Regions from separate parts of the Homo sapiens genome. Here region 1 is linked to region 2. Evidence: chromatin contacts called from ENCODE Hi-C data. All regions are on one chromosome and are shown on one strand. Each heading gives the region's core, a stretch centred on a gene start or an enhancer-like site at or near the end of the contact. The rest is flanking DNA. Distances are from core to core; before and after follow the strand shown.

What was found. A loop is a pair of places that touch in the nucleus more often than their neighbours do. Pooled maps may share reads with other maps.
Region 1: a pooled map shows a loop between it and region 2 (28-fold over the local background). The contact joins the promoter of TMX3 here to the promoter of SERPINB8 in region 2. A Hi-C loop is called at or near these places in 8 of 50 pooled maps.

What each region holds. Positions count from the first base shown.
Region 1 is chr18:68,713,127-68,716,506 of GRCh38, forward strand. TMX3 (thioredoxin related transmembrane protein 3) reads right to left here and starts at 1,982. Exons shown (of 16, transcript NM_019022.5): 1 at 1,810-1,982; 2 at 720-774. The coding sequence starts at 1,855. It also overlaps a transcript of CCDC102B not described here. RefSeq lists silencers at 1,630-1,729, 1,910-2,039 and an enhancer at 2,240-2,309.
Region 2 is chr18:63,968,146-63,971,358 of GRCh38, forward strand. SERPINB8 (serpin family B member 8) reads left to right here and starts at 1,936. Exons shown (of 7, transcript NM_002640.4): 1 at 1,936-2,025. LOC105372165 (a long non-coding RNA gene) reads right to left here and starts at 2,359. Exons shown (of 3, transcript XR_935576.3): 1 at 1,178-2,359; 2 at 1-128. It also overlaps a transcript of HMSD not described here. RefSeq lists enhancers at 1,768-1,817, 1,848-2,017, 2,310-2,604 and silencers at 2,078-2,277, 2,288-2,347, 2,418-2,637.

The DNA.
Region 1 (3,380 bases), core at 732-3,231, 4.7 Mb after region 2:
CTGAACAAAAGTCTTCTGTCTCTTTATGGGGGGTGAGAGAGAAAAGGACTAGAGTAGAAAAGTGCCTCCGCTGACACCCTCAATAAAGATGTTTTAGCAGAAGTGCTCAGGAAATGCCTCAGGTGAGGTCCCAATAAGGAGGCTGCTAAACAGAGACCACTGGGTTGGGAGTGTAGACATGCAAATGAGCGTGGCTGGCCTGGGAGGCCGAATCCTTGACTACCACTCCCTCCAGGGACTGTAATGCACCGGTTATACACCAAGTTTGGTGTAGGGAGGGCACCTTCCCCTATGCCAGAAAAAGCCTTGCAATTGTCTATGGTCAAGCCTGAAAGATCACACACAGGAATTTGGGTCTGAAGTGAACCTCCTCACTTACTATAAGCAAGGCTGATTAATGCTGTCATACTATGAAGATAAATACAGTACAGTTACCAAATTCTAACACCCATTCAATATAATTAAAGGAAAAAGACATAAATACAAGGTAAGATAATGAGGAAAAAAAGAATATGTAAAAGTTTGCCACAGTTTTTTGATCTCATAACTATTAATAAAACTCTTCTGGGCACACCCTCACCTTCACTTACAACAAGTGAAAAAAATGAGTGATATATAAAAATTGGTTCCAATCTAAAATATTAGAATCACATGCAAATATTCAGATATCTGAGTTGGACAGTTAAAATAATATTTTAAATATATATATGTATACTCACGATTCATCTAAATCTTCTACAAATCCTTTACAGACGACCATATCAAGTACAACAACTGAAAAAAAAAGACAAAATGTACACAATAAATGCTGATTATTTGGCTCATACCGTATAAGCTTAGTCATCTCTGAAGTGTTTTTGACCTTTCACAACCTACCAAAAAATTCATCACTGATGCATCCCAGGGTGCAAATGATGCAAAAGCAAAGGTAGTTCATCCATTTAATAAATATTTAGTCTGTATGCAACCATATCGTGACCGGCCAAGTTCTAGGTAAGCCAATAAATCTAATACACACAGTTCCTTTTTCCTCCATATTTTCACTCTCATCTTACGTCTCTTTTTAACCATCCTATCTTTTTGGAATACAAATAGACAGCATTCTTCTTTATTTCTTTTGCTTTAGTAGCAATTACCTCTTCCGTAAAAACTCCAAATGCCATTCAAAATATTTCCCCTCAAATAGATACGTAGGAAGAAAGTCGAGCTGCAACTCTAATACTTATTACACGGCAGTGCCTGACACAGAGTGGGCTCTAAAAGGTTGTTAAGTGAGCGGACCCCAGTGAGAATGAGGGCACTCCATGCTGACGGGAGGCAGCTGAGAACCGCTGACACACACTCAGGTCCTTTTCACACCGCACAATCCCGGCGGCCTGACCCTGATCTGTCCTCGACCACCCTCTCTTGAGTACTGGTGGTAAAAATCCTTAAACGTGACAAGACTCGGAACCTAAAGCCAAGGCAAGATTTGGTCGTTAAGCTGGGACGGCGGCATCCTTCTTGCCCATCAAAGGAGTAAGCTTTATTGAAACTTCTGCCACAATGAGAAAAACACAAACACAAGGCAGCGCGCCCTTCCCACGTCCAGCATTGGTCCGGCACAGCGGCGGCGGAAGGACCCCAAGGTGTCCGCTCCGTCAGGGCCAGGCAGGGTGGCGCGGCGGGGGCGGCAGGACGCTGCCGGGAATGGGTGGGCATCTCCACGAACCCCGCAGGCCTCGCCCCAGACCCGGGTCCAATCCCGGCCCCACGGCGGGGCCAGGTCCCACGCGCCCGCCAGCGTCCCGACCGCTGAGCCCCCATTACCTGTGGCGCAGAGCCGCAGGGCCGTCCAACTCTTCCACGCTGCCATGCTAGCCCGGGAGAGCTGCAGAAGCTGACTGTGCAAAAGAGGGATAAAGACACTGGGGTCCGCCGCCTGCCCGCCCGGAAAGGGAAACGGAGCCGACCCGGAGCGGAAGAGAAGCACCGCGCTAACTACGGGGGCGGGGCTACCCGGCCAGTCTCCGTCTCCGGCTATGCGCGGGAGTGCGGCGCATGCGAGGGGAGTGCGGCGCATGCGACAGCGCCTGCGCAGTCATGTCTTAAGAATCCTTTGCGCTCTCGGTGCCCCCCTCCACGCCCAGGAGCGTGGGAACCCTGCTTAAGGGCTTTACTAGGGAAAACGGTGCTGGTTCACTGGGGCGCGTTTCCGGGAAGGTGAATACCGGTGAAAGTTATGCTGAGGGTGAGGTAGGCTCTGACGACGCACTTGCAGGTTGAATACTGGCACATCATTTACTTGTTACTCCCGTGTGGTGAGTGCACCTGTGGGTTTTGATGCTGGATCAAATTCCTGGAAAGAGGCGCGCATTAAGACTGCGGATTGCTGAGCTGCGCGACACTCCGTATTTTTCCAAAACGTATTTGTAATATTCTTTCAACCTGTTTGCATAATGGGACATCTCTTAAATGCAGCAAGCTTTAATGCATTTTTGCCAAAGTAAGGATTGCCTCTTTAAAAACTTTCTCTTGAAACTTGAGAACATGAAGTTAAGCGTAGGATATTTTTTGATGGCTCTTTTCTGATTATTTTGGAACTAGATAAAGTAGTATGAAATATTTATATTGCTACCTGTTTTTTCTTCTATACGACAATGATTTGTAAAAACCATATACTTTTATAAGACGGTTACTGCAGCAATCACTACTTACGAACTAGATGAAATTTTTATGGGACATAAGGTACCAGAGAATTTAGATCAAACCAAATTTTGAAAACCTGTGACAACAACAGAAGGGGGATATGATGTCAGCCGGTTCACCTTAGGTTCAAAATTCCAACAGGCAAAAATGTCATAAAACGTCGTTATTCCTAGTGACTAGAAGATTAAATTGCACTCTAATTGAGAGCAAGCCCTAAATGTCACCCCCTTTGTGCATGCAGCATGGTATCCAGCGCAAGCCCTCTACAGATTCAATTTTTCTTTTTCTTTCTCTTTTCCTTTTTTTCTTTTTTTTTTAAGAAAAAAGTAGACTAAAACGTAAGGGGACTGTTGAAATGATGGGAATGTTCTCCCGGTGGTGGTGGAACAGCTTTATAATAGTACCATCGCCTCGATACTCTTATACAGAAGCTTTTCTACTTTCTTGGCAAGGTCTCTGAATGACCCATATTCAATTTTTTTTTTTCATTCTCATGTATTTCAAAGTTTTCTGTCTTCCACAGCATGCAAAGTGAAATAATTTCCTCTTATATTTGCGTTACAGTTTAAGTTCACATGTGGACAACAACAAAAGCCAGTTGACCTAGATCTGTGCTTTTCAGTAGTGTAGCCACTAACCACATGTGGCTATTGAGCTTTTGAAATGTGCCTAGTGTGATGAAATAACTGAAT
Region 2 (3,213 bases), core at 686-3,185:
CCTCTCCATTTCTCCTGCCTCTGTTTCATTTCAGCTTTCCTCATCTCTCATCCATGCTGCGTCCTTAACGCCTCACTGCAGGCAATGGTACCCTCCTACAATATACTCCATGTTGCAGCCAGAGGGACCTTCGTAAATACAAATATGATTATGTTTCTCCCCAGCTTAAAATCCTTTTGTGTTTCCCCATAGTCCACAAGGGAACGAAGAAACACCACCAACAGCGTCCACATGGCCTTCACGACATGGCCCTGTGGACACATCAGACGTTGTCTTGCAGTGCCTCATCCACACTATCTGTACCACTGCAGGCCTGGATACGTCATGGTTTTCATGGTGCTATCTTGTGCCTCTTTGCACCTGCACGCACTGTGTTTCCTACATGGGATATCTGTGTTTACAACCAAACTCCCAGGGGCCAAATTATATCCTTTGTAAAGGACTTCAAACCACCAGGCATTTGCTGGAAGTTTCACGGAGGAAAACAAGCATTTTTCATCTTTTAATCTGTTTTGCTGGTCAAAGAGGAAAAGGAGTGGATGGACAAAGTGGGGCCCAAAGTCTGGATCTAGTTCTGACCAACAAGGAGAAATTGATGCACAATGGGGAAGTGACCTTGGCATTTTCAACTGGCAGAGCCGGTAAGTTTGGGCACAGTTCAAATGTGAGTCTGTAGCCACTAGAGAGAGGGGTTTCAAAGTCATGGAGAAAAGATGGGGGTGAATCCTGCACCAAGACTTATTGAGGAGAGTTCTTGGGAACAGTTACTTTTAGGATTCCACAGGGAAATCACTGAGCGAGTTTTACAAAATACTGCTGCTGGGTTCCCTCCTCCAAGAGATCTTTACTTAATTGGTTTGGGGTGCAGAGTGGGAATGTGCATCTTTAAAAGCAGAATTCCCAAACTGGAGAGCTCTGTGAGAGCTTCCTGCAGGAGACATTATTTGAACTGAATTTTGAAAGACAAGCTTGCATGCCAGGAACCCCATGTATATGAACAGAGGATATGAAGGAATGTAAATAATTTGCTATGGCTCTAAAGAAAAGAAGGGAGAAATCAAGACGTGAAGAGGCTTACACTCCTTGCTCAATAGTTTCTAATTTATCTTTTTGGATAAGAGGATGTTATAAAGGATTTTAAACTGAGGTATAAAATAATTAGAATTGGAATGTTTACCTGAACTTCAGAGTAGGCAATAGGTTGGCATGGATCAGAACTGTAGGTAGGAAAATTAATTGTTTAGGAGAGACATGAGACATGATAGAGGTGACAGAGTATGGACAGGAGGAACACAAAAGTGATAGAAGTAACAGGACTGTTGATCATTTAGTTAAAAGAACTGCGGAGGGACACACCCAGGTTTCTGAGAGATGTCCAGTAGTACACAGGTAACATCTACGGCTCGAGACAGGTTAGAGATTTTGAAGAAATAAGTTAAAAGTTGAAACATGAACCTATGGATATAGTGGAGGTCATACAAGAAGATCATATTATAATGAAAAGAAGAGGGCTTAGAATGGTAGGAAAGGAATCAGGATACCAAGCAAAGGAGTCAGGAAAGAAGGGAAGGGTGCTCTGGAAATCCTGGGAAGGTCAAAGAAGAAAGGGCTAAATGTCGCCAACAAACAAAATGAAATAAGACCTGGGATGTATTTTTTGGCCAAGGCAATTAGAAAATGATTAGTATCCTTATCAGGAGCAATTTCAGAGAATGTTTGGGTGGACGTCTAACTACAGTGGAGTCAAACGTGAATCAACGGTGAAAAAAGGACAATAGCCAATGTGTACACTTTTTATAAAAACCACCCTCCAAGGACCAGGCACTGGCCCTCTCTCCGGTGCCCACAGACATCCACACAGGCCCAAAGAATCAGGGATTGCACAAGCCAGAGCAATCGAACGGTTCTGAGTCATCTGCCGGAAGCCTTGCCCTCAATCAAGGCGGACGTGAAGCATCTACAAAGGAGGAATAGTCAAAGCAGCAGCGGCGGCGGCGGCGGCGGCAGCAGCAGCAGCAGCAGGAGGTGGGGGCCTCTGCCAGGTACCGGGCGGGGCAGGCACGGAGGTGCCCAGGTTCCCGCGGAGGCCACCTCTTCCCTGGAGTGCGTGAGAGAGGGGAAGGGAGGAAGGCCAGAGCAGGAATCAGAGCGAGGCAAAGGCGGGCAGGAACTAGGAGAATGACGGCGGGAGGCGGCCGGGAAAGAGAGTCGCGGGGCTGTGGGGGTCGCCCTGGCACCAGCCGGGGTCCCAAGCCCCACCGCGAGACCCGGCGAAGGCCGAGGGCCGGGTCCCGAGAACAGGTGCGCCCAGACCCGCCCTGAATAGGAAGCTGCCCCTGGAGAGGGAGCGTCTGTTTCTAGGCTTGCGATTTGCTGCGCTGTGATTTGCTGCCGGATGGGAGCGGGGGGTGACGCGAGCAGTGAGTTTGGAAGCGCCGGAAGCTTGGGCGGGAGCCCCGGGAGGGCGAGTGGGAGGAGCCGCCGCTGCGGAGGAGGCTCCGGGAGTGCGGGTGGCGGGGCCTGGAATTTCCGTGGCGCCTGGGGCAGATCGGGGAGGCGCCGAGTCCCTGCTCCCCTGGCGCCCAAGCTTGCCCCTGTGCTTACAGCCTATTGGTTGCACCTTCTCCTTCCCTTCCTGTCCCCCCCCTCCGTTCTTTCCACCCCTGCCTTCATCTTTCTGTATCTTTCATATTCTCTTCTTCATTGTCTGCTTCCTCTCAAATGGGATGGGGTTGGGGGTGCTTCTTCACCTACGCCCCTCTCTGTTGCAGCCACCGGCGTTACTTTAACCAATTCCTCACTTTCCAGACACTCTCAGTCCTCTGGCTGCTGCTTCACTCCTGAGACCTCTCCATTCCAAAGGGCCTCACCCAGGGCTGCTCTCCGGGCCCCTCCCGCTTCCCTGCCTCGGGCTCTGCGTAGACCGCGCCCTCTTCCCTGGGTCCACTCGCAGGGGCAGACTCGTCTCCCCAGTTCTCCCAGCACACCCTGATGGCTGGGTCTCAGTCTCCGTTTCGCGCGCGCGCTCTCCCCTCGCCCTCCTCTGTCTCTTCCTTTTACTACCTCCAGATATTGGAAATTCCACAGAAATAGGTGGATTTCTTCCCTTGTGCCTCCACTAGATGTTCTGTGTAGTTTCATCCATTCTCATGGAACCTCTCGGAATCGGGATGCTGATGGCTCCAGGTCTCTGGCTCTAGACAGTCTACTCAT